Regions from separate parts of the Homo sapiens genome. Here regions 1, 2, 3 and 4 are each linked to region 5. Evidence: chromatin loops called from intact Hi-C (ENCODE). Cell type or tissue: PC-9. All regions are shown on one strand. Links, peaks and the distances in the headings refer to the core of each region. The heading gives the core; the rest is flanking DNA. Region 1 overlaps LOC105374928 (a long non-coding RNA gene). Region 2 overlaps LOC105374928 (a long non-coding RNA gene). Region 3 holds the start of LOC105374928 (a long non-coding RNA gene). Region 4 overlaps LOC105374927 (a long non-coding RNA gene). Region 5 overlaps NEDD9 (neural precursor cell expressed, developmentally down-regulated 9).

Evidence for each region. A loop is a pair of places that touch in the nucleus more often than their neighbours do. Peaks named below come from ENCODE experiments on the same cell type or tissue, not always from the same donor. Only the 100,000 strongest peaks of a DNase experiment are listed, where the experiment ranks them.
Region 1: it touches region 5 in a loop (8-fold over the local background); 4 of 110 quality-filtered maps call a loop at or near these places.
Region 2: a loop joins it to region 5, with 6 times the contacts of the local background. A loop is called at or near these places in 6 of 110 quality-filtered maps.
Region 3: a loop joins it to region 5, with 4 times the contacts of the local background. A loop is called at or near these places in 3 of 110 quality-filtered maps.
Region 4: it touches region 5 in a loop (11-fold over the local background); 3 of 110 quality-filtered maps call a loop at or near these places.

Annotation. Positions count from the first base shown.
Region 1 is chr6:11,493,376-11,499,833 of GRCh38, forward strand. The region is part of intron 3 of LOC105374928 (a long non-coding RNA gene); the gene reads left to right. Among named protein-coding and RNA genes, the nearest start is that of TMEM170B, 41 kb to the right of the region's middle. In PC-9, for the core only: CTCF peaks have their summits at 3,027 (motif pointing left) and 3,233; a DNase peak (open chromatin) is centred at 3,016; H3K27ac peaks cover 721 bases.
Region 2 is chr6:11,425,677-11,432,134 of GRCh38, forward strand. The region is part of intron 1 of LOC105374928 (a long non-coding RNA gene); the gene reads left to right. It overlaps LOC105374929 (a long non-coding RNA gene), which reads left to right. Exons shown (of 3, transcript XR_926485.3): 2 at 917-1,095; 3 at 3,625-3,884. Among named protein-coding and RNA genes, the nearest start is that of TMEM170B, 110 kb to the right of the region's middle. In PC-9, for the core only: no CTCF peak of the experiment used is centred there; DNase peaks (open chromatin) are centred at 2,355 and 3,385; H3K4me3 peaks cover 789 bases; H3K27ac peaks cover 3,637 bases.
Region 3 is chr6:11,411,764-11,418,221 of GRCh38, forward strand. LOC105374928 (a long non-coding RNA gene) reads left to right here and starts at 5,600. Exons shown (of 5, transcript NR_187824.1): 1 at 5,600-5,816. It overlaps LOC105374929 (a long non-coding RNA gene), which reads left to right and starts at 5,856. Exons shown (of 3, transcript XR_926485.3): 1 at 5,856-6,053. In PC-9, for the core only: no CTCF peak of the experiment used is centred there; DNase peaks (open chromatin) are centred at 2,138, 3,048 and 4,522; H3K4me3 peaks cover 236 bases; H3K27ac peaks cover 4,407 bases.
Region 4 is chr6:11,387,568-11,394,025 of GRCh38, forward strand. LOC105374927 (a long non-coding RNA gene) reads right to left here. Exons shown (of 2, transcript XR_926477.3): 2 at 4,308-5,491. Among named protein-coding and RNA genes, the nearest start is that of TMEM170B, 150 kb to the right of the region's middle. In PC-9, for the core only: no CTCF peak of the experiment used is centred there; a DNase peak (open chromatin) is centred at 2,594; H3K27ac peaks cover 4,555 bases.
Region 5 is chr6:11,203,692-11,210,149 of GRCh38, forward strand. All of the region lies in intron 2 of NEDD9 (neural precursor cell expressed, developmentally down-regulated 9), which reads right to left. Among named protein-coding and RNA genes, the nearest start is that of NEDD9, 26 kb to the right of the region's middle. In PC-9, for the core only: no CTCF peak of the experiment used is centred there; a DNase peak (open chromatin) is centred at 3,730; H3K4me3 peaks cover 642 bases; H3K27ac peaks cover 3,690 bases.

The sequences.
Region 1 (6,458 bases), core at 911-5,910, 290 kb after region 5:
ATTAGAGTTTGAAAGGGCCATTTGGGCAGGTTGCATGAAAAACTGGTAGACACCTGCTCCACTTTACCAAACCACAGTGAAGCAAAGTTTGGTTACTGTGTTTTTTTTTTTTTTTTTTTGAGACGGAGTCTCGCTCTGTCGCCCAGGCTGGAGTGCAACGGCACAATCTCGGCTCACTGCAGCCTCTGCCTCCCAGGTGCAAGTGGTTCTTCTCCTCAGCCTCCCGAGTAGCTCAGACTACAGGCGCATGCCACCACGCCTGGCTAATTTTTGTGTTAGTAGAGATGGGGTTTCACCATATTGACCAGGCTGGTCTTGAACTCCTGACATCAGGTGATCCACTGGCCTCGGCCTCCCAAAATGCTGGGATTACAGGCGTGAGCCACCGTGCCCGGCCAGTTTGATTACTGTTTTAAAGAGACGAGAGAACTAATGTGAGCAAAGGGGCCAGGTAAGGAAAAGATGACTCCGGTATCCTTGAGTAAACTCTCTGTATCCAGGTGGTCAATTTCTGATCCAGTTCATTAGCACCCATGACTGATGGAATAATTTTGCAAGGCCTGGTTTGGCAAAAGTACAGGAAGAAGGCATAGCTCTATGAGTTGAATGGAAGTCTAGAGGTACAGAAAAGGGTGGAGTTGGCCTGCCTATGAGATCATTCTAACATTGGCATGTAGAGGGGGAGGGTGTGAACTATGCTAATTTGTTATAAAAATGAGCGGAACCTTCGAGCCGGCTTCTGCTTTGAACATCCCTCCTGATCTCAGCAAGCTGCCTCCACCAGAGAAGGGCTGCCATGCTGGGAAACTCCATCCAGTGACTCCATCCCTTGGAAACATGCCCGTTTGAAAAAAGTACTACCCTGCTTAAAGATTCTAAATCTTGCCTTAATCCACTTCAGATTGAACTATTGCCAAAAAGGTACTTATTCAGAGTCTTTCACCTATGAAACCAAGATGCCGTGTGCCCATTGTAAATTCAGATGTGTCCAGTCACATGTTTAGTAGAGACATTTCAGGATGTAATTTACATAGTCATCAAACTGTGAGCTGCACACCAGCTTTGTAGGTTTGGGTTTAAAGTTGCTTGAACAATCCAAGGTCAGTTTGGGAACTAGCATGGGCTGAGCCTGCTAATGTGGGTGCATCGGAGGTGCAAGGGCAATAGGGTGGGCTTACCATGGTATGTTATTTGCCTGAGGAGTGAATGCCTTATGAGGAAGAAGTCATCCCCAGGTAGAGTATACAGATCTGGGCCACAAAACATGGTTTTTCGTCATTTTTGGAGAGACTGGGTAGTACGAATGGCTGCTCATACTGCTGTATGCCTGAACAGGCCCTCATAGACATGATAAAGGACCCTAAGGAGATGAGCCCCAAGAAGACAGCCTAGCAATGGAGGATAATAGTCACAGGGACAGAGGCTGCCTCCCTGCCTACCTCATCACACTCTAGCCACTGCACTGACAGGCTACCAAGTGCATGGAATGAGGTCATGGCCATTTGTGGGAAGTGCTTAGTAGTGACCCGAAAATCCTGCTGTCAGTATCAGTGACTGTGGGACCCAGCCAAGTACCCTCTAAAGAGTTGCAGCAGGCTTGTCACCATAGCTACTGTGGATTCACAAGGCTGTTTTGAGGATCCAGGGGAACTTCTCGAGAGCATGTGCACAATTGTCCCTGGGAATTTCCGAAACTAGCTGGGAGAGATTGGAGATGTTCTGAGGCTCTCATGCTCCACAATTTGTGGTTAAGCCAAAGAAGACAGCCTTTGCCAGTACTAGTGTGTCAAAGAAAAATATGTCACGTATACATTCTATGAGCACAAAGTGATGAGACAGGGCCATAAGTTAAGCATGGGAATCAGTCTCATCCCTGACAGACACACGTTAGGTAGGAACATGATTCTACTGATTTACCATATAATTGTGTTTGGCTTTCTTTTGTGTTAGTCCCAGCATAAGATAGATAGGGTTTGAGCTGATCACGCCTTACTTGAGCTGATCACACCTTACTTTCTCCCTCAGTTCTTGTGGTTAATTAGCAAGATGACAGGTCAGCTAGGGTATGGGTGGAGTCAAAGTTGTAGGATACCCTCAGAAAATCAGCTCTTCAGAGTTCAAGCTGCCTCCATCCTTTCTGACATTTGATTTATCCCCTACCAGGCTATGAAGCCTTGACTTTATAGTATAAACCTCTAATCAGATAAGCGGATCACAAAACCATCTTTATTCTCAAGACCACTGCTCTATTGCCCTAACCATCCTTGAGCCATCTCAGGGTAGAGGCATCAGCCTTCAGGAGTTACATAGGCACTGGCAGATCATCATAATAAGGACGGGTTGCCAACCTGCTCAGGTTACAGTGAATGCTGATGGGTAGAGTCTGCTTTGAATTTCTCTGACAAGAGGGAGATACAATGTATTTGGTTCACCCAATTCATTTTAAGGGATTTGGTTCCCAGATTTCCTGCAATCGGAATCATGGCCCATTTTCACAGCCACTAGAGCATTAAATTCGTGTATACAAAATAAAGGACTAGAAAACATGTAAACCTAAAAATGTTTAAGCTAAAATTGTGGTACAGATGTTATCTGAGTCCCATAAATCAGTATTCAGAAATATTGTCTTACTGTCAGAAGCAAACAGCAAACAGAGACTTGCATTAGCTATGTGTCTAGATAATGGCAAAAATTAAGTACAGTATTGTTTAGAAATCATAGGCTGGCAGATCTCTTTTCCTTTTCAGGGTTTAAAGAAAGCATAACCTTCTCTGTTGCATTTAACAAAGGAAAAAAAAGGATTTTCTTGTTTTTTGTGCGTACACCCTGCCTAGGGATGAGTTATTCATCAAAATAAGCTTCCTTGTGTTTTAGAATTTGAGAATTTAGAATACTGAGCATTCTCTAACACATCGCCCTAAACATGCTAGTTTGATTCTGAAGCCTTTTTTCCATTTTGTCAAGTTCACCCTCTGAAAGGGACAGTGAAAAATTAGGGGTTGGCTCCACCTGGTGCTTTGATTAGAAAATTACACCTCCATGTATGAGGGCTGTCAACGGACAGTGTGCCCTCTTGCGCACGGAAACAGTAAAAATACTACATAAATATTACTTAAAAATACTAAAACTACCCCACAAGAGTGACCAGTTAACTCACTTTCCATGCAGGGTGCTAAGGACTATTTTTGTATGGTTGTTTTAGTGTCTGTTGCTATGGAACAAATCATCTTAAAATATAGAAGCTTAAGACAACAAAATCATTTATTATCTCCCACGGTGTCTATGGGCCAGGAATTCAGAAGGAGCTCTGTCGGGTGGTTCTGCCTGGAGGCTTCTTTCACATGAGATCGCAATCAGACAGTACTTGGGGTTATTGTAAAGCCTCATTCGCTCCCGTGTCTGGTGTCTGAGCTGATAAGACTGGACAGGCTGGGGTGGGAGCTTCTCTCTGTCTCTATGTAGTCCCTCTTTAGGGTTTCTCAAGCATAGCCAGACTTGTTTCATGTTGGCTCAGAACATCCAAGGTGGTGTCCCCAGAAAGAGAGCCAGGAGGAAGCCGTGTTGCTTTTTATGATCCAGCCTCAGAGGTCAGGAAATGTCACTTCTGCTGTGTTCTGTTGATAGAGGTAATTGCAAACGTCTACCCAGGTTCAAGGGAAGGGAACATAGCCTCCACCCCTCAATACAGGAATGTCAGTGTCACGTCAGAAGAAGAGCATGTGGGATGGGATATATATTTGTGCATCATCTTTGTAAAAATACAATCAACCACAATTGTTTTATTTAATCATCCTTCACCGTAAATGAAGTTGCTTCGATATATCATTATCCCAATTTTACATTTAAGTGAAAGCAGAAGGAAACATTAAAGATCTTCTTACGCCCTTTCGGTGTCATACTAGAGCATTGCCTAATAAGCTGTCAAAAGTGTCATCTGTACACGATTCTCAGTCTTGGCGCTATTGAAATTTTGGTCTGGGTAATTCTTTGCCGTGGGGGCTGTTCAGGGCGTAATAGGTCATTTAGCAGTATCCCTGGCCCCTGCCCACCAGACACCAGTAGCACACCTTCATCCCTTTAGTTGCGATAGCCACAAATGTCTCCAGACATTGTCAGATATCTCTGGGGTGAGGAGAGGGCAAATGTTCCCCCAGTTGGGAAGTTTTACAGGAAGAAAGTTACTTTGATTATTTGCTATTGATGAAGGTGAGACTCTTGTAAAGTTAATGTTAACTTGTGGAGGATCATTATGTTGCAATTCATTTCTGTCCAGTAGGAAATATAAATCCTACAGATTATAGTTGTGTTGTTTTATAATTTACCAGTTTCAACTTCACTTGCAGTCTTATTCCAGCATTCTTTTTGTTCATTGACTATATATAGTAATTTTTCTTCTCCTTCTTCATTCATTGATAAGTTAAATAAACCTTTGTCACATGTGTGCATACACACACACACACACACACAAACGCACACACACACCAGCTCCTTGGCAGAATGCAGAGTGAGAATTCTCTCCAATATGGGGATATGGAGCTATTATGATCTCCCTTCAAGAAAGAACTTGTAGATTAGCTGTGAGGGTGCAGTTAGGTGATGGCCTTGGTTGCAGTGCCTCTGGTTGCTTAGCCACAGCAGTTGAGCTGAGGCCATGCTTTTCCTAGGCAGACCTTTAACAGCTAATGAGCACAGTGGGCGTGCCAGGGCCTGGCCCTTTCTGTTCATCATGGAACTTCTCCAACAGGCAGCCTTTGCTCTGGAGCTCTCTGTTGGGCTGGCTGAGACTTTTGCAGGACAGCACTGCAGTTTGAGACTCTTCCTAACTAACCCTCCTTCTCCCTCCCCTTTCACAGGTGACAGACCTGCATCTCTAGCCTTTTTGTGCTTCAGGCACAACTCAAAGCTGCCAATAATCATGTTGCCCAATTTGTGAGCTGGAACTGCAGTCTTTTTGTTTTTTTGAGACGGAGTCTGGCTCTTTCGCCCAGGCGGGACTGCAGTGGCGCTATCTTGGCTCACTGCAAGCTCCGCCTCCCGGGTTCACACCATTCTCCTGCCTCAGCCTCCTGAGTAGCTGGGATTACAGGCGCCTGCCACCGCGCCTGGCTAATTTTTTTTTGTATTTTTAGTAGAGATGGGGTTTCTCCGTGTTAGCCAGGATGGTCTCAATCTCCTGACCTCGTGATCCGCCCGCCTCGGCCTCCCAAAGTGCTGGGATTACAGGCGTGAGCCACCACGCCTGGCCTGGAACTGCAGTCTTAAGTGTGGCATGAGTTGCCTTCAGAACCCAAAGAGGCCTACCAGGCACTTCTTTTTTGAGGTATGAGATATAAGATGCAGCAATTTATCGTTTGCTTTGGAGGGAATATTCCAGCATGAACCTAACCACTGGATTCCTTAAATCCTCATTCATCTTTTCCTCTCTGGAGCATGAGTGTTTTACCAAGACCTCCAGCATACTAGCCACCTCTTGCTTCTTCTGGCCAATGAACATGATGTCATTGATGCAGTGGATGGGTTTGATGTTCCGTGGGTTCAGGTGATCTAGATTATTTCAGACTATTATGGCAAAGGGCAGCTGAGTTAAGATAGCTCTGAGGCAAAGCAATAAATGAATATTGGAGTCTGTCCACGTGAATGTGAATTGTTCCTGATCTTTTTTTCTAATATGGATAGAAAAGGCACATTCACCAAATAGACAACCACATGCCACGGGCCTGCGGCCTGTTTAATGTGCTCCAGCTGTGATCCCACCTCTGGCACAGCAGCCGCAGTCGACCACCATGTGATTGAAACTGTACTCATCTGTTGTCATTCTTCAGAGTCCATCCACTTCCTGCTGGGGGAGACTAGCAATTAAAAAGAGATATGATAGAGACGACCAATCCCTATTTTGTATTTACCATCTTGCCTGGGGGACAGTTTCGGAGTTTCCATTTGGCCTCTCCCACTATGATAGCACTTCCTCACTGACCAAGGAACAAATATAGGGTTTACTCCAACTGCCAAGTACATTCATTCCAGTGATACATGGAAATGGAGAAATGCTTCCTGGGTGAGTCTACAGGTTCTGTGGGCCCACTCTGTGCCAGACCCAGCTAGGACTCCATTCATTACTTGATTCTTATAAGGCCCCACTTCAACAAGGGGTCCGGGTGTCAAGGTCAACTCGGAACTTGTGTGCAATAGTCTAGACCTTCCCTTTCCCTGGCATACAGTCACCTAAGCAAATGGTCGTGGGTCCCTTTAGGGAAGGATGGGACAAGTCATCTCGATATAAACTTGTTGCAGTGTTGCAGGGTACTTATTCTTAGGGACCTGGCTGTCTTTTTAGTCAATGGATTTTGGACCTGAAAATTGGCTCAGTTCCTAGAATTGAGGAAAGTATCCTGACTTTTTACTGGGGCAATTGCTGTCAGCCTCTTGCCCCTCCTTTCTTGCCTTTTCTCGTTGTAGAT
Region 2 (6,458 bases), core at 483-5,482, 220 kb after region 5:
ACAAGGCTCTCATGCACTAACTTCTCCCCTCTGGACAGAGAGTGGTCATGTGGGAGCCCTGACCCCACATAAACTGTGTCCATTCCTAGCTCTGGCCTTTGCTGACCCTCCACTCAGGAATGCTAGGAATGCCCTCCCTCTCCTTCCCTGTCCCCAGGCTCTCCATCTACCCAAATCCTGCTCAATCATTTGGACCCCCATCTTAGCACTTGGAGAATCCTTCCCTAAGCATTTCAGTGACCTACCTTCTCCTTACTCAAAACTTCTGTGACATGTTTGTGCTATCCTGTTTTTATAATTGGAAGTTTGTTTCTGTAACCAATTCCCTTCACCCCACTCCCCTCATTGCCTCCCCACCACAGACCCTAACAAGGTAGAGGGTATGTGTAATTCTTGCACAAAAAGGTTACAAATTCTTGTATCCCCTTTTTCTCTAATGGGAAGAAAGAATCTGAAATGCCCCTCTGGAAAGTGATGTACCCAGCAGACAGAAAAGCAGCCTTCAAAAGCTTCTGTAGGGCTTCGTGTTGCTATCTATGGTTCCATGGTCCTGACTGATCCTGAGTGTCCTAACCATGGGTTTTGGGTCCAGAGGACAGCCTGGAGTCCACTGGAGGGTGAGCAGAATTGTGGGGTGAGGAGGAATGTGGGGCAAGTGACACTGACACCTTTCAGTACATTAATGTGTAAAGCATGAATTCTGTAGAAGAGAATTACACTGTATTAGCATGGAATAGATTATGCTGTATTAAGAAAATGTGCCTATTTCTTGACACTGAAACAGATCACATGATCTCCAAAAGTAATGCTAGTTTTTGTAATGGGTGTGTGGGGAGTGTGTGTGTGTGTGTGCGCATGCACACATGCATTTGAATCCAGTTATCTGTGAGATAATAAACAAGTCTCTCTTCTGCAGCTCATGGTAGGGAGAACCCCCACAAGGAGACTGCACTTCAAAGTCCCTCCTGGATCCCATTCAGATCCAAAACTGAGCACCTGCTCTGTGCCAAGAAATGCTCTATGGAAATGAATCAGTTCCCACCATCCAGGAGGTCACAGCCTGCTCAGATGCAAAAGAACTCCATGCAGGCTAAGGTGCAGGGACACACAGCCTGGGGAGGCGTGGGGTGGGGGCTGATAGTTCCAACTTAGATGAAAAAGAAGGTTGCAACATTGATACGAAAGCTAGCTGTAGAAAAAATTCCTTCTCCTGGAGTGTGAACAATTTCTTGTAACTATTTTATTGAGAAATCTAATCTCATGAGGGTTTTTGTTTTTTGTAGCTCTCCTGACTAACTTGGTTTTTTGGTGTGTTTTTTTGTTTTTGTTTTTTACTATCTTTGAGATTATTGAGTTTAGCTGAAAATCCACAAAGACACCAAGGAAAGATCAGCTCTCCACATACACAGGGCCTGCTTGGGAGAACGCTGGTGTAGTCCAGGCCCCACATCACTTCTTCTCTTCCTCAAACTCTCTCAGTGCTCAGAAACCCCTAAACACACATACACATGCTCTCACATATACACATCACACACACTCCCCCACACCCCCATATACACCCCCAACACCACATGTGCACACACTCACATCACACATGTGCATACACACTCCACACACACACGCACTACACACACCCACACCACACACACACAGCCCTCACACCCCATACATACACTCCCGAAAACCACACATACACACATCACACATACACATACTCCCTCGACACAAACACCACATACACACACACCCCTCACACCCCATACATACACTCCCCAACACCACACATACACGCTCACATCACACATGCGCATACACACTCCACACACACAAACACACCATACACACCCACACCACGTACACACACACACCCGCTTCATGCCTGCTACATATACTCCCCAACACCACATGTACATACACACACTGACATACATCATACATACACATACACACTCCCTCTTACACACAAACAGACCACACACACACCCGTACACCACATACACACACACACAGTACACATCATACATACACACCCTTTGTGCTGTGAGGCCCCACAGTGCGAAGGCTGGTGCGTACCAGGCCCCTTGCAGTCTTCCTTCCCATGGCATGACTGCAAGGAGAGGGGAGATGGGGTGCTGGGTCTCCCGCCTCAGACCATTTTCAGCAAGAGCAGCCTCCTGGGGCTCTGAGACCTATCCCCCTTCCTAGTCATATCTTTATATCAAAATTAGCTGTAAACATAACAGTCCTATGACTCACTTGGAATACTACATAGGAAGTCAGGTTTTTGAACAATTTTCCCTTTTTCTAAAGGTTAAAATCAAGGCAGGAAATGCGGAGCATCACAGTACCAAGCCCGTGGGAATGGGGCCCACCCGGGTCCCTGTGCTCAGTCCGGCTCTCTCTGTAGTTCTCCCTGGCCACACCTCTCTGTTTACTCATAATTCTCTTTTCCTAACTACGTGGTGAAGTGGCGTCGGAAGTGATTTCAGATGCCTCCCTCCAGTATGCATTCTCCTGCCCAGTCTACCCTAGTCCACCTTTCTCAGGCTTTGCCCCACAGTTGGCCTCTTGCACTCTAGCCACTCTCTCTCTCGAAAATGCCCTGGGTCTCCCAATCTCCTGGCTGGACTCATCTGAACCCCCTTACCTGAAGAAGTAACCCCTTTCCCTTCCACACTTCCCTAGCTGCATCCAGTCCTACTCCCTCCTGAAAGCATTGCTAAAATCCTGCCTCCTTTATGAAGCCTCCCCCAGTCACCTAGCTTGGAGTATCACTTCTCAGCCTGGAAAGGCTTTACTGTCGTCCTGGGTGTTAATTTCATTTGTTTATTTGACAAATATTTGTTGAACACTTAGAAGGTACTAAAGACACCATGTTAGATGTGGGAGATACAGTGCTAACAGCAACACCATGAACAAGCTTCCTGTCCTATGATGAGTCCCCAGGCTGGCTGCAGGTTCTTTGTAGGGTAAAACTGGGTCTAAGAGCTCTTTGCACCTCTCAGAAGATACTAAGAATTCAATGAGATTTACTGGACCGATTAACTAACAAATGAATACATTCTTTTTTAACACAATGCCATGCAGAGTTTGAAACAACACTGTCAGTAACCCCTCTAAGTAACTAAGGCTGAATATGGAATGAATAGGAAAACATTTAGTCCTTGTTTTAAATATCAAGTGATTGTTTTCTGCATCAAATTTAGAATTCCGGTTTTGCCAAACACATCTCAGAGAAACAGGCTGGCCCCTGAGCCAGACAGCAGTTGTAAACATCTCTTCTTCCTGTTTAGAGACAGTACTGAATTCCAGAGCTGGACCTGTGAAATACCAGCGCTCCTCTCCCTCTAGGGCTTAGAAACGAATCCCTGAGGGTGTTTGTGTGTTTAGACTTCAGTGATGCCCAGTGCTGGTTGAGTGGTTAGCTCACCACACAAACCACCAGGAAAGGGGTTCAAAACAAGACAGATGGGACTTAGAGCAAAGGGAACACAATTACTCAACGGTCCAGAATCTCAATCCTAGAAGCCAAGTTATGGTTAGCCACATTGCTTCATTATTGACCTTGTTTTTTGGTACATATATTCTTTCTTGTACACTGTGTCTTTTTCTTTTTCTAATCAGCCTTCTTCCCACCAACATGGATTGTGCTGAAAGATGGCAAATACTTGTATGCTGACAGTTTTCTACAGCTTAAGACCCGGTTCTTGATGGGAGAAAAATAAACATCATCAGCTGCTTCCTTCCTAATAACCATACTATTTTAAGGGAACTTGAGATTTTGTTTATAAACTACACTGATGGTTATGTAACCAATGAGATCTATATTTCTGGCACATTTCCTTTCATACAGACTCAATTAAAATTTTCAGCCCTCATAGTAATCTTTACATTTTGTGGTTTACTTGACAACCTGGTGAACCTTGACATTTACCTGAAAGTCAGATATGCGTTTTAAGGTATCAGGAGAAAAAGAGTTTTCTTCTGAGGTAAAGGAGGCAGTGTGAGGTTGGTTTCCTGTCTTCAATTAGCATTAGATCATAGGTTTCTCGGCTGGGGGTCCCATGACATCAGGTGGCCAGAGAGATGGAGGAATAGCAGCTCATGAATCACCTGACAGCAGGGGGGATATGGAACAATTCTTTCAAGTCTAGCTGGGACTGTTAACACCCATGCCAGGAAGAGCTGTGTCAGTCTTCTGTAGCCCTGAGCTGGGCAAGGCAGTGGATTTCTGGAGAGGCCTCTCTTTGCATGCCTCAATAATAAAAGACTATCTTTGTCTTAGTTTGTTTTCTATTGCTATAACTGAATGCCACAGACCGGGTAATTTATTTTATTTTATTTTTAAAAGATGTTTATTTGGCTCATGGTTTGGAGACTGGGAAGTCCAAGGGCATGTCCACAGCTTTTGGAAATGGATTTCATGCTGCTGTACGTGGTAGAAAAGCAGCAGGCAGACGTGAGCACAAGCGACCGCAAGAATGAGCTGAGCTTGCCTTTAGAACAACACACTCTGATGAGAACTAACGCGTTCCCGTGATAATGGCATGAAGCCATTTGTAGGGCTCTGCCCTCACAGCCCAATCACCCCTGCAAGGCTCCACCTCTTCCTACTGTTACATTGGCAGTTAAGTTTCTAACACATGAACTTTTGGGAGCACACATTCGAACCATAGCCCATCTTAGGTCTCTAATTACACAGTGCGATCAGCCATGACTAGAGCCCTGCTAACTGATCACAGGTTTGATGAAATAAAGAAAGAGCAGTTTTGTGGTTTATTGTGATCCAGTCCATGGCATCCAGGTGAGAAATTCGTCAGTTCTGCACCATGCATTTATTTCTCTGTTAGTAAAAACTGCATTACAGACTGAATTTTTGTGTCCTCCCAAAATTTATATGTTTATGCCCTAATCTCCAATGTGATAATATTTGGAGATGGGACCTTTGGGAGGTGATTAGGTTTGGATGAGGTCATGAGGATGGTGCCGCCATGATGGGAATAGTACCCTTAGGGAAAGAAGAAAAGAGCAGAGCCTTTGCTCTCTCCTCCATGTAAAGATGCAGCAAAAAGACAGTCATCTGCCAACCAAGAAGCAAGCCCTTACCAGGCACTGAATCTGCTGGCACCTTGATCTTAGACTTCCCAGCCTCCAGATCTGCAAAAAATCAATTTCTGTTATTTAAGCCACCCAGTCTATGGTATTGTGTTACGCAAACCTAATCCGATTAAGACGAGCTATTTGGACCCATTGAAAAGGAAAGGGCTCATAGCCAACTCTTTTAAAAACCTTCCTCTCTTGTCTCCTTATTCACTTTTATGCACTTAAAATTTCTAGTATTTAATCAGCATCTTTTTATGCACGCTGCTATTCTCTTTCTATCTGTTCCAGTATCCTTTTCACCCTCCTGCCCATTTCCCCTTTTAGGTCATTGCCTGGCTACCTCTTACTGCATGTGCATCAAGACTCAGCTCAGGGCCGGGCGCGATGGCTGGCTCACGCCTGTAATCCCAGCACTTTGGGAGGCCGAGGTGGGCAGATCACGAGGTCAGGAGTTCAAGACCAGCCTGGCCAACCTAGTAAAGCCCCATCTTTACTAAAAATACAAAAAATTAGCCAGGCATAGTGGCGCATGCCTGTAGTCCCAGCTACTTGGGAGGCTGAGGCAGGAGAATGGCTTGAACCTGGGAGGCGAAGGTTGCAGTGAGCCAAGATCGTACCAATGCACTCTAGCCTGGGTGACAGAGCAAGACTCGGTCTCAGAAAAAAAAAAAAAAAGACTCAGCTCAGGTGTCTCCTCCTGCATGAAGCCTCCCAATGCCCTCCTCTCCCTCACCCCTAGCCTGGCCTGGATTCTACACACCCCCATAGCACCCTGTGTCACCTCCTTCCAAAGCCTCTATTCTCCTGTGCTTTATTTTTCACTCCCTCTCACTAGACTGTGGATTTCTCATTGAAGGCGGGAGTATGTGCCGAGCTCCAAGAGTAGAATCTTGAGCAGCAGGCATAAAAAAGTGTTTACCGAATAAAATGTGTGTGTCAGTGAAGCCCTTGGAACAGAGATCTTAGGTCATCAACACAAAGGGATGTCATTGTGCAAGAAAGGACCAGGGGGAACAAATGCCGGGCAAGGGCCACGGAGCAGATTAGAGTACAGCACAGATGTTCAAGTCAAAGTGGGGCCCCAAATGTTTCTAGAACCGTTGAGATAAAGGCAATGAAGTAACAGAGGAGTTTGGAATGGAACTGATTTTAGAAGCCCAGAGTGCAGAATCTCAGGAGGAGATGAATTTCAATATGGAGCATCAGAGACTGTGGAATATTTATCTATCTGAACAACAGCTCTTTCATGGGCTGAGTTGTGTCCTTGAGAAAGTTGAGCTGCTCTCAAGTCAAGCTCTTCTCAGACTTTAAGTTGGAAGATAAGAGAGGTATGGGGAGAAAAATGAGAGGCTGGA
Region 3 (6,458 bases), core at 548-5,547, 210 kb after region 5:
CTTTACTCTAAAATATGTTGGTTCCTCTGAATGAGTTCACAGCGTATACTGCATACCCCTTTGGTCTGATCCTCTTGAACAAAAACACCTCCATTTTTCCTTTTTATTACATAATAAAATAAAATGAGCAGTCTCCCAGCGCCATCCCAGAAGTACTCCTCCACTGAATGCTCTTTTTTTGTTGGCTTCTATCTACACATTTGCCTTCCTGTGAACCCTTTGCCCTACTTTTGTAACCTAAAGACATTAATAGAAACTTAAGTTCTTTCCACCATTCATTTTGTTTTTTGGTTGTCCCCATTTTTAACTCATGAGGTCACTCTGTGTTTCATCAGATTTCCTACACTGCAGCCTTCTGCTATTTTTCTACTAGAACAGCCGAGGACTAACACTTTATATGGCATTGCAAGGGAAGAAGGATTAAGCCATTGGTAGTTGCAGAGATCTGACTTGGTGATAAGAGATCTGCCAGTGATTAGAGACCCCACCTAGTTGGTCTTAAAATGGAATTAGTCCAGATGGTGCCAATGGGAATTAAGGGACTGCATGGTCCCAGAGCAAACACAATACCTGTCTTTTGGATGCTCTTAATCTCAGGGGCAAAGGAGGGAAATGGGGCTTTCAGAGGCTGAGCCACACATTCCCCCGTGATTATAGTGGTAAATACTTGTGATTTAAAGTGACTGTTTATCAGATACTAGAAATGTCTTTTAAATCCTTAAAGGAGTATAAAGGTCTGTTTGAGAGTCACGTGTTATGGAAATTAACAGGAGTTTTAAAGTCATTTATACATATTTCTGAGACTGCATCTACAAAGGTTTTCAATAATCTTCATTAAATATATATCTTTGGGACGAAACACAAGATTCATCTAGAAAACATGACTTGCGGATAAATATGTTTTCTTTGTGTACCTTTTTTGCTTACAGAACCTCTTCTATGTATAGCTGGACAAATTTCAGGCGCTATATGCAAATAGGCATACCAAGAGTGCTTACTTCTTTGTTTCCAGTTTCCTAGAATTTGGCATCAGAGTTAAAGTAGATTCTTGGTAAATGTACTGTTTTTAGGTACTAGGAAAATCAGAGGCTGTCTGTACTCACAAGGTTTTTCCCCTTAAATTTGTCCTTATCAACTTGTCTGATGACAGGAGGGGCATGGTGGCTCATGCCTGTAATCCCAGCATTTTGGGAGGCTGAAAAGGGAGGATTACTTGAGTCCAGGAGTTTGAGAACAGCCTGGGCATCATAGCAAGACTCTATTCTACCAAAAAATAATTTTTAAAAATTGTCTGATAACAGATCAATGTCCAGTCTTCAGCTTTAAGCTCAAATCTTTGGTGAAATGCACATAATCTGACTGAAATATTTTTTTGTATTGTTATTCATTATACTTTAATGTAAATGAACATTCTCAGAGACTTTGACAAGGAGTGGAGAGGAAAGCTCAGGGGACTGAGTTGCTGTGGGTGATAATGAGGAAAGCATCTCTGAGAGTGAAAATGAATACATCCTGACAGCTTAGTTCAACAGTTATTCATGGGGTGGCCTTGCTCTCGTTCATGAAACTAGTGCATTTCCTTCAAAGGGGAGGAGCTTCCAAACTTTAACATGCTATGTGTGCAAATAGGAATGGAATATATAGTGTCATGGAATCTAAGTCCAGCTGCCATTTTTGGAGGCTCCCTCTTGTGGGCATGCACCCATCTATGTCAATGTGGGCAAATCAAACTTGCCGCCATTAAGAAGTCTTAGACGCGTGCATATAATGCACGTTCTTCATGGTCAACTTTCTTACTGCTGGATGACAGAATTGACTTTTGAGGCTGAATGATGCCAAAATTTCTTGTCACATTACAGAGTTTGCATGTAGTTTTCCTTTCTTTCGATATCTTTGGTTTTGGTGTCAGGTAATACTGGTCTTATAGAAGAAAGCCTCTCATCTTTTATTTTTTGGAAAAGTTTACGAAGGGTTGGCATTCTTCTTTAAATGTTTGGTAGAATTCACCAGTGAAGCCACTTGCACCTGGGCTTTTCATTGTGAAAAGTTTTTGTTGTTGTTGTTAATTTTTATTACTATATGTGTAAGGAAAAAGAAAGATTAGTGGTTGCCTAGTGACCTCTAGGTAGTGACTAATTGCCTAGTGATTTCTAGGAGAAGCTCAGGGTTTCTTTTTGGGGTGATGAACATATTCTATAATTAGATTGTGGTAAGGTTGTGTAATTATGTGAATATACTAAAAATCACTGAATTGTTCACTTTAAATGAGCGAACTAGTATGTGAATTATATTTTTGTGAAGTCATTTAAAAAACAGGTATTGATTCTTTTCATCCTCTCTACTGCTTCTCTTGTTTCTATATTATTAATTTCTGCTTTCTTAAAACTTCTTTAGATTGCTCTTTCTTAAACTTAATTATATTTACTTTATTAATTAATTTAATTAAAATTACATGTTTACCTTTAAGAAGCACTTACAGCTAACATTTTTATAGGTAGTACTTTTATTCTGTTGTAAATATTTTTTAATTCTGTCATAAATGTCTATGTCCCTAAAATCATAGGCTTAAAATACGTAGGTATTTGAATATTTTGCAACATTTACTGTGATTTCCCTTTTTGTCCTCATGAGTTACCTAAGAAGACATGTCAAAAGTTTTCCAGATATGTTTGTGTTTCCTATCTCTTAGTGAATTTCAATTTTTGTTACCATGTGTACTTATCTTTACTCTTACTAATGCATTATGTCTGAAATTCTATTTTGTCTAATACTGATATTGTTACACAAAATTTCTTTGCTTATGTTAAAATAAAAACTTTAGACTAATTAAATTTGGCAGACTTTATTTGAGCAAAGAAAGATTCATGAATCAGGAAGCATTCAAGCCAGAAGGGGTTCAGAGAGCTCTGCCTAGCAATGCAAGCAGCAAGCTTTTACAGGCTGAACACAGAAGCAAAGTAGAGAAATCACCTGATTGGTTACAGGTAAACTTCAACTTTATTTGAACCTGGTGTGATGTGGCACTTTCCTGTTTGGGCATGGCATAATGAGTTGGCTGCCTGTGATTGGCTGAAACTCAGCTATTTGTTGAACTCCTAAATTAAGTTTCAGTTTGTTTACGCACTAAGTTAGGTTGCAGTTTGTTATGTAGGAATTCAAAGAATCAACACAGCCTCAGGCTAATGGCCTTCTACTTATTTAACAATTATTAATTGCAAGTTTTCACTTTTCCCATTACTTTCAATCTTTCTGTCTGATTGTGCTGGAGATTTTTAGTGTTTCTTATAGACATCAACTAGCTAGCTTACAAAGCTCTATCTGTTAGTTTCTGTCATTTATCAGATGCATTTAATTCATTTTCACTGTCATAATCACTGATATATTTGCATTTATTTCTACTACCCTATTTTCCTTTTACTATCCATTTTTATTGGATTTAAAAAATGTATTTCCATGCCTTCTTTTGGATAAAGCTGTTTTTTAATAATATCCTTCATGAATATTACCCCCCACTGTTGGCTTGGAAGCATTTCTATCATTTTAAGGTATTTCAATTACCATCTCTAATCTTCAACTATAATATTTTTCCTAACATCTAAATTTATTGAGAAAATTCCTGAATGTTACAAAACCCCTGGGTATATTTAACTACCTATTAAATAACTACCTCCTAGAGATTTTAAAGATTTCCCAAAATTGCTAAACTAGCTTTTAAAATTGTCAACATTAAATTAATAAACCGACAATTTGTTAATATTGTGTTTACCACTCTTTCTTGTATCCTATGTGCCTTCCCTCTGGGTCGACTTTTCTTTTTGCTTAAATATATCCTTTAATATTTGTGCTCATGAGCATCAATTAATGGTAAACTCTCTAGGCTCTTTAAGAGTCTAAAGGTCTAAAGTTGCCTTTGTCTTTTTTTTTTTTTTTTTTTTTTGAGATGGAGTCTCACTCTGTTGCCCAGGCTGGAGTGCACTGCTGTGGTCTCGGTTCACTGCAACCTCTGCCTCCCAAGTTCAAGCGATGCTCCTGCCTCAGCCTCCTGCGTAGATGGGACTACAGGCACGTGCCACCACCCCCAGCTCATTTTTTGTATTTTTAGTAGACACAGGTTTCCTCCGTATTAGCCAGTACGGTCTCAATCTCCCAACCTTATGATCCACCCCACCTCAGCATCCCAAACTGATGGGATTACAGGTGTGAGCCACCCCACCTGGCCTATTTCTTCTCATTTTTTAAATCATAGTTGGGGAATAAAACTTTAGTCTGAGTTAATTTTACTGAACATTTTGAGCATGATTCTTTCCTGAAATCCTCTGGTGACTGAAATCAGTGGGTTCTTGGTCTCCCTAACTTAAAGGGTAAAGCCGCAAACCCTTGCAGTGAGTGTTACAGTTCTTAAAGGTTGTGGGTCTGGAGTTTGTTCCTTCAGCTGTTCAGACAGGTTCAGGGTTTTTTCCTTCTGGTGGGTTCGTGGTCTTGCTGGCTTCAAGAGTTAAACTGCATACCTTCCTGATGAGTGTTATAGCTCTTAAGGTGATGTGTCTGGAGTTGTTCATTACCCTTTCACGGTCTTGCTGGCTTCAAGAGTGAAACTACAGACCTTTGCAGTGACTGTTACAGCTCACAAGAGCAGTGCAATGCTGACCCAAAGAATCAACAACATCAAGATTTATTTTAAAGAACCAAAAAACAAAGCTTACACAGAGTACAAGCACACCCAACCAAATTGCCACTGCCGGGCTGGAGCAGCCTGCTTTTATTCCCTTCTTTGGCCCCACCCACATCCTGCTGATTGGCCCATTTTACAGAGAGCTGATTGGTCTGTTTTGACAGGGTGCTGATTGGTGCATTTACAATCCCTGAGCTAGACACAGAGTGCTGATTGGTGCGTTTACAATCCTTTAGCTAAACACAAAAGTTCTCCAAGTCCCTACTAGATTAGCTAGACACAGAGCATTGATTGGTGCATTTACGAACATTGAGCTAGACACAGAGTGCTGATTGGTGCATTTACAATCCGTTAGGTAGACACAAAAGTTCTCCAAGTCTCCACCAGATTAGCTAGACACAGAGTGCTGATTGGTGCATATACAATCCTCCAGCTAGACATGAAAGTTTTTCAAGTCAGGACTTGACTCAAGAGCCCAACTGGCTTTGCCTAGGCTCCACCTAGTGGATCCCTTGGCCGGGTCACGGGCGCAGCTGCCTACCACTGCCGCACCGCACCTGCGCTTCTCAGCCCTTGGGCGGTCAGTGGGACCCGGCGCCACGGAGCAGGGGGCGGTGCCCGTTGCGGAGGCTCGGGCCGCGCGGGAGCCCACCATGGGGGGGGCTCGGGAATGGCGGGCTGCAGGCCCCGAGCCCTGCCCCTCTGGGAGGCGGCTGAAACCCGGTGAGAATTCGAGCGTGGCGCGGGTGGGCCAGCAGTGTTTGGGGACCCGGAGCACTCTCCACAGCTGCTGGTCCAGGTGCTAAGTCCCTCACTGCCCAGCACCTGCAGCGCCGACCGGCCGCTCTTGAGTGCGGGGCCTGCAGAGCCCACGCCCACCCGGAACTCGCGCTGGCCCGTGAGCGCCGTGCCGCAGCCCCGGTTCCCGCCCGCGCCTCTCCCTCCACACTTCGCCGCAAGCAGAGGGAGCCGGCTCCGGCCTCAGCTGGCCCAGAGAGGGGCTCCCTCAGTGCAGTGGCGAGCTGAAGGGCTCCTCAAGGGCGGCTGGAGTGGACGCTGAGGCCGAGGAGACGCCAAGAGCAAACGAGGGCTGCTAGTACATTGTCACCTCTCACTGGTAACTACAGTTGCTGTCAGTTTAACTGTAAGTCCTTTGTAAGTAACCTGTCTTTTTATGTCTAGTAGCTTTGAAGGGTTTCCCTCTCTATTTGTTTTCAATGATTTCTAGTTTCACTACATATATTATCTTGTACAATTACCATCTATACCTCTGGGTGCTTGGACTTTGCTCTGAAGACTCGTCTTCACCTCTGGAAAAGCATCAGCAAATACCTCTTCAAATATTGCCTTTCTACCTTTTTGGAAATTCTGTTAGCCGTGTGTAAGTCAGATCTTTCGTTTATCCTCCAAGTCCTTTATTTTGTTATTTTTTTCTCTTTGTCTCTGTGATGCGTTCCAGTGAAATCCTCAGTAGTATCTTGTAGTGCCCTTGTACTTTCTATACAATCTCTCTACCAAGATTTTTTCCAATAAATTTGTTTTTTTGTGTTTAAATTTTTTACATTTTTTAGATCTACCTGTTTTGCTTAATTTATTCTTATTTTTGTTTGCCAATTTTATATCTTATTTTCAGTGGATATTATTTAACTTCTCTTTTATTACCTTAAATGTGCCTATTTAAAAGCCTTTGTCAGACTATTCTTGTACTTTAGTCAAAGGCGGCTTCTTCTTGGTGATTTATATTGGCTTTGCATAGCATTTCTTTATCTTGGTACTATGGTTTCTA
Region 4 (6,458 bases), core at 454-5,453, 180 kb after region 5:
CAGGCGTGAGCCACCGCGCCCGGCCTCTCTTCTTTCTTTCATACTCAGTTTTCCTAAGAAATTTGTCTACACTTCATACCTCCACTTCCACACTTTCCATTCCTTCCTTCCTCACTGCATTCCTTCCATCCTGACATCTGGTCCATGCCTCCAGCTCTCCGCTGAAATCATCTTTGCTAAGGTCACCCTCAGGAACCTGGATGATAAACCGGTAGACACTACAAAGTCTTTTTCTCTGCTGCATTGGAAGTGGTTGAGCAATTCTTTCCTCTCAGACCCCTCTCTACTTCTTTGGAGGACACCTCTTGCCTTGGTTCCCCTCTTTCTGGTTCAGTACACTCCACCACTTACTGCTACGGTGATTCACCCTTGGGCATCACACATTTTCACTCTTCTGCTTTCTGTATGGGTAGGTTCATCCCATTTAAAAGAGGGACCTTCTCTTCCCACACTTCCATTTGTCCTAGTTCATTTGCATTGCAATAAAGGAATACTTGAGGCTGGTCATTTATAAAGAAAAGAGCTTTATTTGGCTCATTGTTCTGCTGGGCTGTACAAGTCGCATGGTGCCATTGCTTGGGGGAGGGACAGGAGGGCCTCAGGGAGCTTCCAGTCATGTTGGAAGAGGAAGGGAAGCTTGCATGTGCAGAGATCAGGTGATGAGAGAGGAAGCAAGAAAGGGCGGAAGTGCCAGGCTCTTTTTAACAACCAGCTCTTGTGGGAACTAATAGATTAAAAACCCACTCACCACCCTGTCAAGGGAAGACACTAATCTAATCTGCACTAATGAAGGGTCTGCACCCATGACCCAAACACCTTCAATCCAGCCCCACTTTCAACATTGGGGGTTAAATTTCAGCATGAGATTTGGAGGGACAAACATCCAAACTATTGTCTTTTGCCTGTCTGTTCTCCCAGTCATTACCCATGTCATTACCGTATTCTCAGTCCCTCTGCCCCAAAACACTGCAGATCTTTTCCCCACTGCATCTTCAATCCAACCAGTCACCATATTCTGTGTTGTTGTCTTTTTAAATTAAATCTCAAATCCAATCTTGTTGACGCATTCAGTTCCCTCTCTGTGTGTCCCTTGCCACTTTCTTAGTTTAGACGTTAATTGCTCAGACTGTTACAACAATTCCTAGCTGTGAGGTCCTCTTCTAGCCTCTATAGAACACTGTTAGGAACACGGTAGGTGCTATGGTTCAGATTTTTGTGTCCCCCCCAAAATTCATATGTTGGAACCTAATTCTTAAGGTGTTATTATTAGGAAGTGGGGCATTTGAGAGGTGATTAGGAGATGAGGACAGTGTCCTGATGAATGGAATTAGTCCCCTTATAAAAGAGGCCTGAAGGAGTCTTTTGCTCCTCTCACCACATGCAGACCCAGCTGGAAGGCACTATCTATGAGGAAGAGGGACCTCAGCAGACACTGAATCTGCTGGCGCCTTGATCTTAGACTTCCAGCCTCCACTACTGGGAGCAATCACTTTCTGTTGTTTGTAAGTTACTCAGTCCTAGTTATTTGGTATAGCAGCCTGAATGGGCCAATACACCAGGTCCTCAGGAGATATTAATTGAATGAACATCTTCAAAATATTAGATACTTCCATAGACAAACTTCATATCTTCTCATGTTCACTTTCTGCTTAAAGACTTTTGCCAACTTCCTGTTGCCTACAAAATAGAATTGAAATGACTGTGCTGGTGAATGGCAGTCCACTCTTCTCTTTACATTCTCTCCTGCCTTGTCCACCTCTGCAGTGCCCTTCACCTTCCCATCACATCAAACTGTGATTCACCCTTGGGCCCCACACATGTTCATGCTCCTGCTTTCTCTGGATAAGTTCATCCCATTTAAACCAGGGGCCAGCCTTCTCGTCCCATACTTCCATTTGTCTCAGTCCATTTGTGTTGCTATAAAGAAATACCTGAGTCTGCTAATTTATTAAACATTGAGGCTGCTCTCGGTCCCCTCCTATTCCATAATTTCTCATGGTTATGGCATGTAAAGGCTGTTCCCCTGCCTAGAATGCCCTTTCTCCTTGTCTTTCTGGCAACCCCTTGGTATCCCCTGGACAGAGTCTTCCTTTCCTCCTTCACTGTCACCAGGCCCTCTATTAATCACATAATGTCACAATAGTGTATCTCCATTCCCTGGACTTTGAGGCTCCAGAGGGCAGGGAACTGTTGTTTATTCATTCTGGAGACCAAACTAAACATTTTACAAAGTAGTCCATGGAGGTCTCTTATCAGAATCACCTATGAGGCTGGTTAAATGTAGATTCCCAGGCTCTGTGACTCAACTGCAAATTCTGTTTGTCTTGGTCGTGGGACTGTCCTAGGCAAATCTTACGGACATGAATGTTTGAGAACACTTCTACAGCATCCAACAAATATTTGATGAATAAAAACTTGATTAAAAAAGTACTGAGATCCCTGCTCCTAAAATTCTGCTCTATTTCCTTCATTCCTCTGGGGTGTAGTTTGGCTGGGGACAGGCCCAGGTATTTGGCTCAGTCATAGATCAAAGTGACCTAAATGGGAAACAGCTGTGCGTTATTCCCCAACCATGTCACGCAAGTACCTATTGTCCTGTCCAAAACGCCAAATTAGGTTTAGGGCCATTCAAATTCCGGAAGATGGTTGGCTGTGATAAGAACTAACAAATTCTTGCTCAAGTGGAAACTGGTTTTGCAGGGCATACTCTGCATTTTTAACTCACTAAAGCCAAGTTCTTAAGTTTAAGTGGTTCGTAAGTATCTTCTAATGAGCTGCACGGTTCCATTTGCTGTGCCTATCATCGGTATTGATAACTCTAGTATCAGCTAGTAGCCCTCACCTGTTGACACTGAGTGGATTGTGAATGAGCTTTTTTAGACTTTAGATGAGACTGCTGGGAGACTGTAATGATAGGCAAGCCTTGTTTTGGCCACAAACTCTCTAAAATGTCCTTTTTAATCTTGAGCTCTAGCAACACAATTTTGAGATCTGTCATAATGCACCATACCAGAACCCACGAAGACTTTACAAAACATACATCATCTGAATGACCTCAAGACTACACGACAACACATATTTGTTGTATTTGTTATTTACCAAATATGTATGTATTATGTATCATTACTTACCAACCAATGAAATCTTTTCTTTTTTTTTTTTTCTTTCTTTTTTTTTTTTTTGAGACAGAATCTTGCAGAATCTTGCTCTGTTGCCAGGCTGGAGTGCAGTGGCATGATCTCTGCTCACTGCAACCTCCGCCTCCCAGTTCAAGTGATTCTCCTGCCTCAGACTCCCGAGTAGCTGGGATTACAGGTGCAAGCCACCATGCCCGGCTAATTTTTTTGTATTTTTTAGTAGAGATGGGGTTTCACCATATTAGCCAGGATGGTCTTGAACTCCTGACCTCGTGATCCACCCGGCTTGGCTTCCCAAAGTGCTGGGACTACAGGCTTGAGCCATCACGCCCGGCCAATGAAATCTTTTAAAAATTCCATATAGATGCCGCAGTTCCACTTCGGGATATATATATCCTAAGGACTTGAAATTATGTTGAAGAGATATCTGTACTCCCATGTTTACTGCAGCACTGTTTATAATAGCTAAAATAGGAAATTTTCCTGTGTCCATCAGTGAACGAATGGATAAAGAAAATGTGGTATATACACACAATGGAATACAATTTAGCCTTAAAAAGAAAGAAATCCTATAATTTGCAACAACAGGGATGGATATGGAAGACATTATGCTAAGTGAAATAAGCCAGGCACAGAAAGACAAATACTGCCTGCTCTCACTCATATGTGGAATCTAGAATAATTTAACTAATAGAGAGCAAAATGATGGTAAAATGATTTTTGCTCCAAATAATGTAAAAATACCAGAGGCTGGAGGTCAGGGAATGGGGAGGTGGTGGTAAAGGGGTAGAAAGTTAGACAAGAGGAATAAATGATAAGTATTTAAGGGGATGGATATGTTAATTAGCTTGATTCCAACATTCCTCGTTGTATACATACACCATAACATCACTGTGCACCCTATAATTATATCTGATTATAATTTGTAAAAAAAATAAATAAAAGGACACATAAAAATGTAGAAACACACTGATATCATATACGGGTGAATACATATTTGTATCTGAGATATGGAAAATAAAGACACCAGGAGTGATTTGAAATTGCTCTTTCTGGTTCCTTTGTGGAGGAGTTAAGACCTGTCTATGGCATCCAAGAAGAAACAGGATATGGATTGGCAATTAAGCCACCAGCTGGATTGCTCAGATAATGCCACAGTTAGGTGGAGCCTTAGAGGTCATCTAACTTTATTTAGTACATATTACTTATTCTTTAACATTTCCATCATTTCTTTATTACACAAATAACACACAGTCGTTATTGAAACCAGAAAAAAGAAATAATTTGAAAAGATGACAAAACCAATGTTACATTGGAGAATACATTCTTTTAGACATTTTCCCATGCATATGTAGTGTTAGCCATCAGAATGTATTAGTTTTCTATTGCTGCTGTAACAAGTTACTGCAAACTTAACAGCTTAAAACAACACAAATCTGTTATATTACAGTTCTATAGGTTAAAAGTTTAACACAGGTTTAACAGGGCTAAAGCTGGGGTGTTTGGCAGGCTGTGTTCCTCCTCTTTAGGTTGGGAAGAATCTGCTTCCTTGCCTTTTTCCAGCTTCTAGAGGCCATCCACATTCCTTGGTTCACGGCCCCTTCCTCTATCTTGAAAGCCAGTAGTGCAGCATCTCTCTGACCATTCTTCCCTCATCACATCTCTCCTTGACCACAGCTGGGAAAATCTCTCCCTGATTTTAAGAACCCATATGATTAGACTGGGCCCACATGTATAACATAGGACCCTATCTCAATGTTGTAACTTAATCATATCTGCAAAATCCCTTTTGCCATGTAAGGTAACATAGTCTCAAATTCTGAGAATTAGGATGTGGACATGTTTAGGGCTATTATTTTGCCTATCACACATAGAGATGAAACAACTCATGTTCGTGCAGGATACGTGACTTACCCAAGATCACAGGCTGGTAAATATTGGATCTATTAGTTAAACTTTTTCAGCGAGTCTGATGCAATTAGATTCTCTGGTGGAAATTCATGATGAAAGAGATGTAAGGAACTAATGGAAATTACTGATGAAAGGGACATAACAAAGAAATGCAGAGCTTGAATGGACTTAGTTCTGAGTCTCACACTTTGTTCTCAGTCTACAGATACCATGATCTTGATCTCTCAAAAGCAGGCATTGGCACAGGAGGTGCCTGTCTGTTTCTGCTGCCACTCTTGACATCTCTCAGATGACCCCTTCTGGCTCCTTTCAATTTCCTTCTTTTGCTGTTTGGCTTGGCTTCTGCTGTCTCCTGCTTCCACCGGCTGCCTCCTTTCCATGAGTCTCTCGGTTTCTGGATCCTATTGCCACTTGCATTTCTCTCTGTGTCATTTTCAAGTTCCCTAAAAGAAAATATCTGATATAGTTCATTGTTCACTGCAGGGCACTAGGCAACCCTTATCGTGTAGAGATTCCCACTGTGTTATCTCCCTGGCTGCCAGCCAGTTTGCTGATGGCTGTCTTCAAAGACAACTGCCATTTCCTGGTTTCATCAGCCAGGATCATAGGGTCAAACGTGACAATCTGCACGTACGAAATCACTCATGGTCACCTCCCTCAGCATAGCACCACGGGCAGGGTAGGCACAGAGAGACTTTTCTCCGAATCCTGGACTGGAATTTTCTTCCTGGCTCACCCCTGCATATACTGAAGCTGAGCCATATCGGGGTACCACAGCTAGAATGATGTAGCTGAATGAATGAGCGTGAGAAGGGGCCAAAGGGGAGGAAGACATCAGTCCCGAGAACCAAGACTGAATATGGGCATTTGGAAAACAGTTTAGGTAATTGCATTCAGTACTTCAAGGCTCTAATTGCTGTTCTTTAACAAGGAGGCCACATTGGCTTATGAAAAGTTCTAAAATTATATAATTTTTATCAGTAACCAGGACCTCAAGTTGCTCCCACAAACCACATAGGGCCTTGCAAAATGAGGCTTTGGGAAGGGGACTCTGATGTTTCTAAATTTCGCACCCTTTGGTTTCTCCAGCTACATTAGCTCTGAAAGGGGCACAAAATGGCCTCATTAACTGGGGAAGAACGAGTCTAAACGAGTTTCAGAAGAAGAAAAGGTCTCTTGGATCCATTGAGCCCTGCCACCACCCCCACCAACCTTCCTAATGGAAGAATGCTGCTGGAAAAGTGTCATCCGATATTTCCCACAAAAATGTGTGCTGTGGTCACAGCTCAGAGATGCCAACACAAATCTCCAACACAGCCACCTCCTGACTGAGAATACATTCTGGGCTGTTTTTAGTTTGAGCCTCAGTAATCGGGGACAAAAGCTGATTTCAATTTTAATTAATTACAT
Region 5 (6,458 bases), core at 725-5,724:
AAACAGGGATGAGAGTGCTCCTTAATGGGGAACTCTGGAAGTTTTTTTGGGTACAGGACCCAGGTCTGTCAAACACTGATTCTCACTGGCTCAGCACACTCCAGTCCCTGCCTCCTTGTGTCCCTGCCTGCTCCTGCTGTCTTTTGGCATAGCTCTGTCTTCCAAAGGGCACTGTGGTTCTGGATGGGATGGTGGGCTGGATCCTAAAGGAAGAGTAGGAAAGATTTGCAAAAACTTAAGGGTCAAGTTGAAATTTATAATCAATGCTTGAGTATCTTTTCTTTAAAAAAAAAAAAACTCTTGATGTCAGGCCGTTTTTATTAAACTGTTAAAGTGATTCTGAGAAAGAATCAGATAAGGATATCTGGATCATAAAATTTTAGCAAAGATCATTAGAGATAATCTAGCATCACTTGCCATTTCACAGTTGAGGGAACTAAAGTGGAGTTAGTTACTCAGGCTATTAATGACAAAGAAGTGAAGGAGACCCTTGGTTAGCTGGGCCAGCAGTGCAGCGGTATACGTTTCTCAATGCCCTGCGGCCTACGCTAGCAATACATGTTAGACATTTTCCAGAAATTTACTACTTTTATAATTTCACAAGTAAATACTCTCAAAGAAAGTTACTTCCTTATATGAGAGCCACAACTTGAAAGCTGGGTAACTTGTGTTTTGGGAGGTGCCCCCACCTGGTTAAATGAAGTTACCCATTTGAAGGAATTTGAAGTCATTTGGAAAGACAGTCTTAGGCCAGGCGTGGTGGCTCACGCCTATAATCCCAGCACTTTGGGAGGCCGAGGTGGGCAGATCACGAGGTCAGGAGTTTGAGACCAGCCTTGCCAACGTAGTGAAACTTTGTCTCTACTAAAAATACAAAAATTAGCCAGGCATGGTAGTGCGCACCCATAGTCCCAGCTACTCGGGAGGCTAAGGCAGGAGAATCACTTGAACCCAGGAGGCGGAGGTTGTGGTGAGCCGAGATTGTGCCACTGCACTCCAGCCTGGTCAACAGAGGGAGGGTCCGTCTCAAAAAAAAAAAAAAAAAAGAAAGAAAGAAAGAAAAGAAAAGGAAAGAAAAGACTTTTCTGTGTGGCAGAGAAAGCCAACATAGCAACATTCTCAGTGGTACTGGAGTCTAGACATCACCCTACTGACCTGGTCAGGACTCCTGGATCAGCCCACTCTGAAACTGCCCACTACAGCTAGGTGGGGGGAACTTCCAAGCTCCTTAATTCAGATTCCCTCAGTATTGAGGCTACTCCCTGGACCTGAGGTGGGAGCCCTGGGCAGCAACTTTAATTCTTCCTGGCCAACAGGGTATGATTTAGCGCCCAAATTGCTAATGAGGTGTCCAAATATGCCTTCTTCTTTAAGGGCTTGGCAATATCATCCTTCAGCCGGGATGTAAAAATCATTAGCATTGGAGTCAGACAGACGTGGGCTCAAATATCAATCCTGCCTCTCACTGGAGGCAGCAAGTTAACTTCAGCAAGTGAATTTCCTTCTCAGACCTCAGTTCCCTCCTCTGAACAGCAAATGCTGTGAGGTGCACCTCACGAGGCTGTGGAGAGGATCAGGTGGTAGTACCTCTATGGGATCCCTAACATGGAGCCAAGGCTCAAGGCGCCTTGGGGTCACCCCCACTTTAGTTCTAACACTATCTTGCAAAATGAGACGGAAGCATGGGGTAATGACACCAGTGAAGGCTGCACATTCAATTGGTAGTGACTTTGAAAACAAAAACTATTCCAATAAATAACTGGTTTAAGTGTGCCATGCTTTAAGAAAACCAAGTATTACAAAAATTAATCAAATAAATCAGAGGCGATTGTGGCATTGCTAAAGGCTTCTTTGCTTCAAAAAACTGATATACTGTAGGATCCCTTTAAAGAGAGGACTCCTTGGCACTCTTCAAATGTTACTGGAGTTACATCCTACTTTTTTTTTTTTTTGAGACAGAGTTTTGCTCTTGTTGCCCAGGCTGGAGTGCAATGGCGTGATCTCAGCTCACTGCAACCTCTGCCTCCCAGGTACAAGCGATTCTCCTGTCTCAGCCTCCGAAGTAACTCGGATTAACAGGCATGCACCACCATGCCTGGCTAATTTTTTTGTATTTAGTGGAGACGGGGTTTCATGGTATCAGTCAGACTGGTTGCAAACTCCTGACCTCAGGTGATCTACCCACTTCGGCCTTCCAAAGTGCTGGAATTACAGGCATGCGCCACTGCGCCCGACCTACATCCGACTTTTGAGGAACACACATTGTCCTATGTGAGTGGCACTGACACACTTTAAACAGGAGCAGCACATCTCTCTAGAAGTTATCTTGACAACGTTTAAGGCACAGCTAGTTAGAATGAAGTGCTTTTGATTGCTGACAGTTTCTAGTTCTGCATTTTGCACAATGTAGTCAAGCAAGTCTTTTTTTAAAGATTTGTACAACCAGGCCGGGCGTGATGGCTCATGTCTGTAATCCCAGCACTTTGGGAGGCCGAGGTGGGCAGATCACCTGAGATCAGGAGTTTGAGACCAGCCTGACCAATATGATGAAACCCCGTCTCTACTAAAAATACAAAAATTAGCCGGGCAAGGTGGTGGGCACCTGTAATCCCAGCTACTTGGGAGGCGGAGACAGGAGAATCGCTTGAACCTGGGAGGCGGAGGTTGCAGTGAGCCAAGATTGCGCCATTGCATTCCAGCCTGGACAACAAGAGTGAAACTCCATCTCAAAAATAAAAAAAAAGATGTGTTCAACGAATATTGTTTATCATGAAATTAAATAAATAAATTTATTCTGTTTTCTCTCTCTCACAGTGTTCTCCTACTTAGCCAGACATCATATTAAAGCAGTCTCTTACCTCTTCACTCTGATAAGCACAGTCATTTAGCATGAAATCATTGAAAAAGGAGGGTTAACCTCTGTTTGCTTTGGTGTGGGTTTATAAGAAGTTACTAATGCACTCTTAGAAATATGCATTATCTATAAAATTTAGAACGAAGTGCAACTGAGTTTGAAGGCTTTGGCACTGGCCAAACAAAAAGGACCTTTGTTAATTTTTAAGGAGGGGTGTTAGAGTTTGCTCATTGCTTTGGCTCGGGTGACTTGTCTGAGAAAAGATAACTTCTCATTTTCAAAGTGAGCTCATAAAGTCCTGCCCTTCAAGAGCTGAATGACCTCCAGTTTTGTGTAATATTAAAATGTATCTTGAAACTTCAGGGGTGACATTTTAGATGGCAAGTACAGTTCTCTGCATAGCCCCAAAACCCATGTATCGAGGCAAACAATTCATATACATTAGGATTATCTTTATGTAGAAATGTACAATTCTGGAACATAGTTGTACTTTATTGATTTATAAATGAGGAAACCGAAGTACCCTCTGCCCTAGGAGTATTTTTTGGGTGTGTACGTATTTTGTGTGTGTATAGGCAAGGAACAGGAGAAAGTGAGGTGAAGTCAGAATTTAACTTTTCTGGAAGCTTTCATTTCCTCTAAACCTATTTTTTGCTTGTTGTTAGACAAGTCATGCTGCTAATATATAGCACTTAGTTGGCTAGTATCTGAGTGTCGCTCTGGGCAACCAGATTGCACAATGCCTCAAATTCCAATAAGGGAAGTCCTTGTTCCTTAGCCAACAGCTTATGGGTGTCTGTGTGTGTGTATGTGTATGTGTATGTACGTGTATGTGTGTAATTTGTGATGACTCAGTGTCTAGGAAGGTACAAACATTGTAGCTAATCTATTTCTGTTTCTTACATTACCTTTCAGGAATGGGCCTGGAAGACCTGGCTAAAACCTTTGAATCATTTCCTGCCAACATTTGGCCGTGACCCATTTTGGAAGGTAGAAAATGGTCCTTAAAGATGATGTCATAGGATCTTGGTAAATCTGAATATTACTTCAGTTTTCCAAGTGCCACCTCAAAGCAATACTTACCCCAGTCCAGACCATCACACACATTGCAATGGCAGACCATTCCATTTTTAAGAAGCCCTTGAGATCAATGGAATATACAACACATTCTGGGACCATAGGGAAGGGAGAAACTGCTGGGTTGCAGAGAGGAAGCTTCATGAGGGGGATGAACCTTGGAGTGGGTTTTAAAGAATGGATAGGAGTTCACAGGGAAAATAGAAGGGAAAGGCATTCTAGGTAAATCATAACATATGCAAAGGAAGTTCTGCCCCTCAGTAGAAAAAGTTAGGCCAGGCGCAGTGGCTCATGCCTATTATCCCAGCACTTTGGGAACCTGAAGCGGGCATATCACCTGAGGCCAGGAGTTCAAGACCAGCCTGGCCAACATGGCAAAACCCCGTCTCTACTAAAAGCACAAAAATTAGCCAGGCTTGGTAGCGCATGCCTATAGTCCCAGCTACTGGGCAGGCTGAGGAATGAGAATCGCTTGAACCCAGGAGCCAGAAGTTGCAGTGAGCCGAGATGGCACCACCGCACTTCAGCATGGGTGACAGAGCGAGACCCTGACTCAAAAAAAAAAAAAAAAAGCCTAGTTTTCCTCCTTAGGTGACCACAGAGGAGTTAACTAATCTTGTCTAAATTGGGCAAAATGCACAGAAGTTAAACTCTCAGATAAGCCCTTCTTTACATCACTCATGCTTTGCATCAAGGTGCTCATTGATTGTATATGAATAGTTACCCTTACAGGACACAGGCAGTGACATTCTGGAAGGTCCTTCAGCGAGGGAAATGACTGTATATAATCTGACACCTCTCATACCAGATGGTAATGAGCTGAACCATGGGATTCGAGCAGCAGCGTGTGAGGGTGGATGTGTGATAAGATCAGAACCACCTTTCAGTTAATTAAAGGTTAACTCTCATTTAACACTTTGATTCTTGCTTCCACCTGTTCATTGGTTCACTGGGCTGCTATCTGTGGGCTGATGCTCTACCAAGTGCTCAGCCTACAGCAGTCAGGAGGCAGCCATGGCCCCTGTGCTGATGGAGCTTGTAATTTAGCCCCAAACTGATCTTCAGAAAGAGGTACAACAAATAGTTCCAGCAGTTAGAATAAAAGCGACACATCCAAAGAAAAATCAGAGAAGCACATATAATTTCCCATGCAGATCAACTGTGAAATGGATGAACTCAGGTAGCAATTTCACTGATCTTTGAAGCAGAGAAATGAGACTATTTTAGATCTTTTTAGGCTTTTGGTTTTGAACATTTGTAGATTTCATTTACCCCAAACCATAATCCCATATTAAGTAGAATTTTTGCTGTTAAAAATTGAAAACTTTTTTTCTTCCTTTATAATTCAGTTTTTCAAATTATTCGACTATGAGTAACTTATTTAATTTAGGATTGCCTGTGGGTTCTTGGCAACCATGATGCATATTTAGAAATCTTTGCAAAGTGAGAAAAATATAACCTACATACTGTTTTCTAATATGATGAAATAGTTATAAGCCCTAAATAAAACAATTAATGGGGCAGACATGATATGGTTTCCTAGACATTGACCTAAATGTTTATTAATTTCTATTTTGCAGTTTTTGTGTTTCATATTTTGGAGTCAAAAGATCTTTTATTCAGCTCCCAAACATTCTTATAGGCACTGGGCATATTGCCTACAACGCCTAATGGATAAAACGGCCCTGTGCACAAAACACAGAGTGAAAAAGACCAATGAAATTAAGTAAAGGTGTCAGCGTATATGGTTTTCAGATAACTTGGAGAGTTTTTTTCCACCCTTTGCAGAATTCTTGCAGAACCAAAGAGAAAGCCACACACTCAAAAAACACAGCATATGTGTTAGCAAGAAAGCACTTGTACCTTCGGTGTGTCGTAAGAAACACAACAGGGCTGATGTAGTAGGAAATAAACTCTGAGAAAGGAAACGCAAGGTGAGAGGAATGCATTCTTTTAAGCCCCTGCCATGCTAAGCACTGAGCCAGGGACTTTCTATGTATGCTTCTGTTTAATTCTCACGACAGCCTATGAAGTAGTTAGTATCATTCCCATTAAACAGATGAAGAAACCAAGGCGTAGAGATGGTCAGTAACTTACCAAAGGATATACAGCTATGGAGAAACAACCCAGCATCAGCTGAACCCTGAAGGCCTTACTCTCTCCACAATTCTCACACTGTCTGCTTGTTTCCTAAAAGGGTGGGGATTTTATGACTATATTTCTTTCTCTAAATGCTGATTTAATATGTGATGAATGTCAGTTAGTGTGGAGGGGATGCAAGAGGGTGGGTAGAGGTTGGAGTTTCCAAGAGAGCAAAGTTGAAGTGATAGAAGGCAGAATTCACTGTCTTTTTTTTTTCCTTAAGTGATTCATTAGTAGAAAAAAGCAGTGCTGGGTAAAACTTCGGAAGCCCACAGTCTGTAGCAATATCAAGGGAATTTTGAACTATGGAAAGTCCCAAATCATAATCAGATTGGAGCATGTCCCAGCCCCTTCATGGTCCCTTTACAGTGTTTCTCAAAGTCTA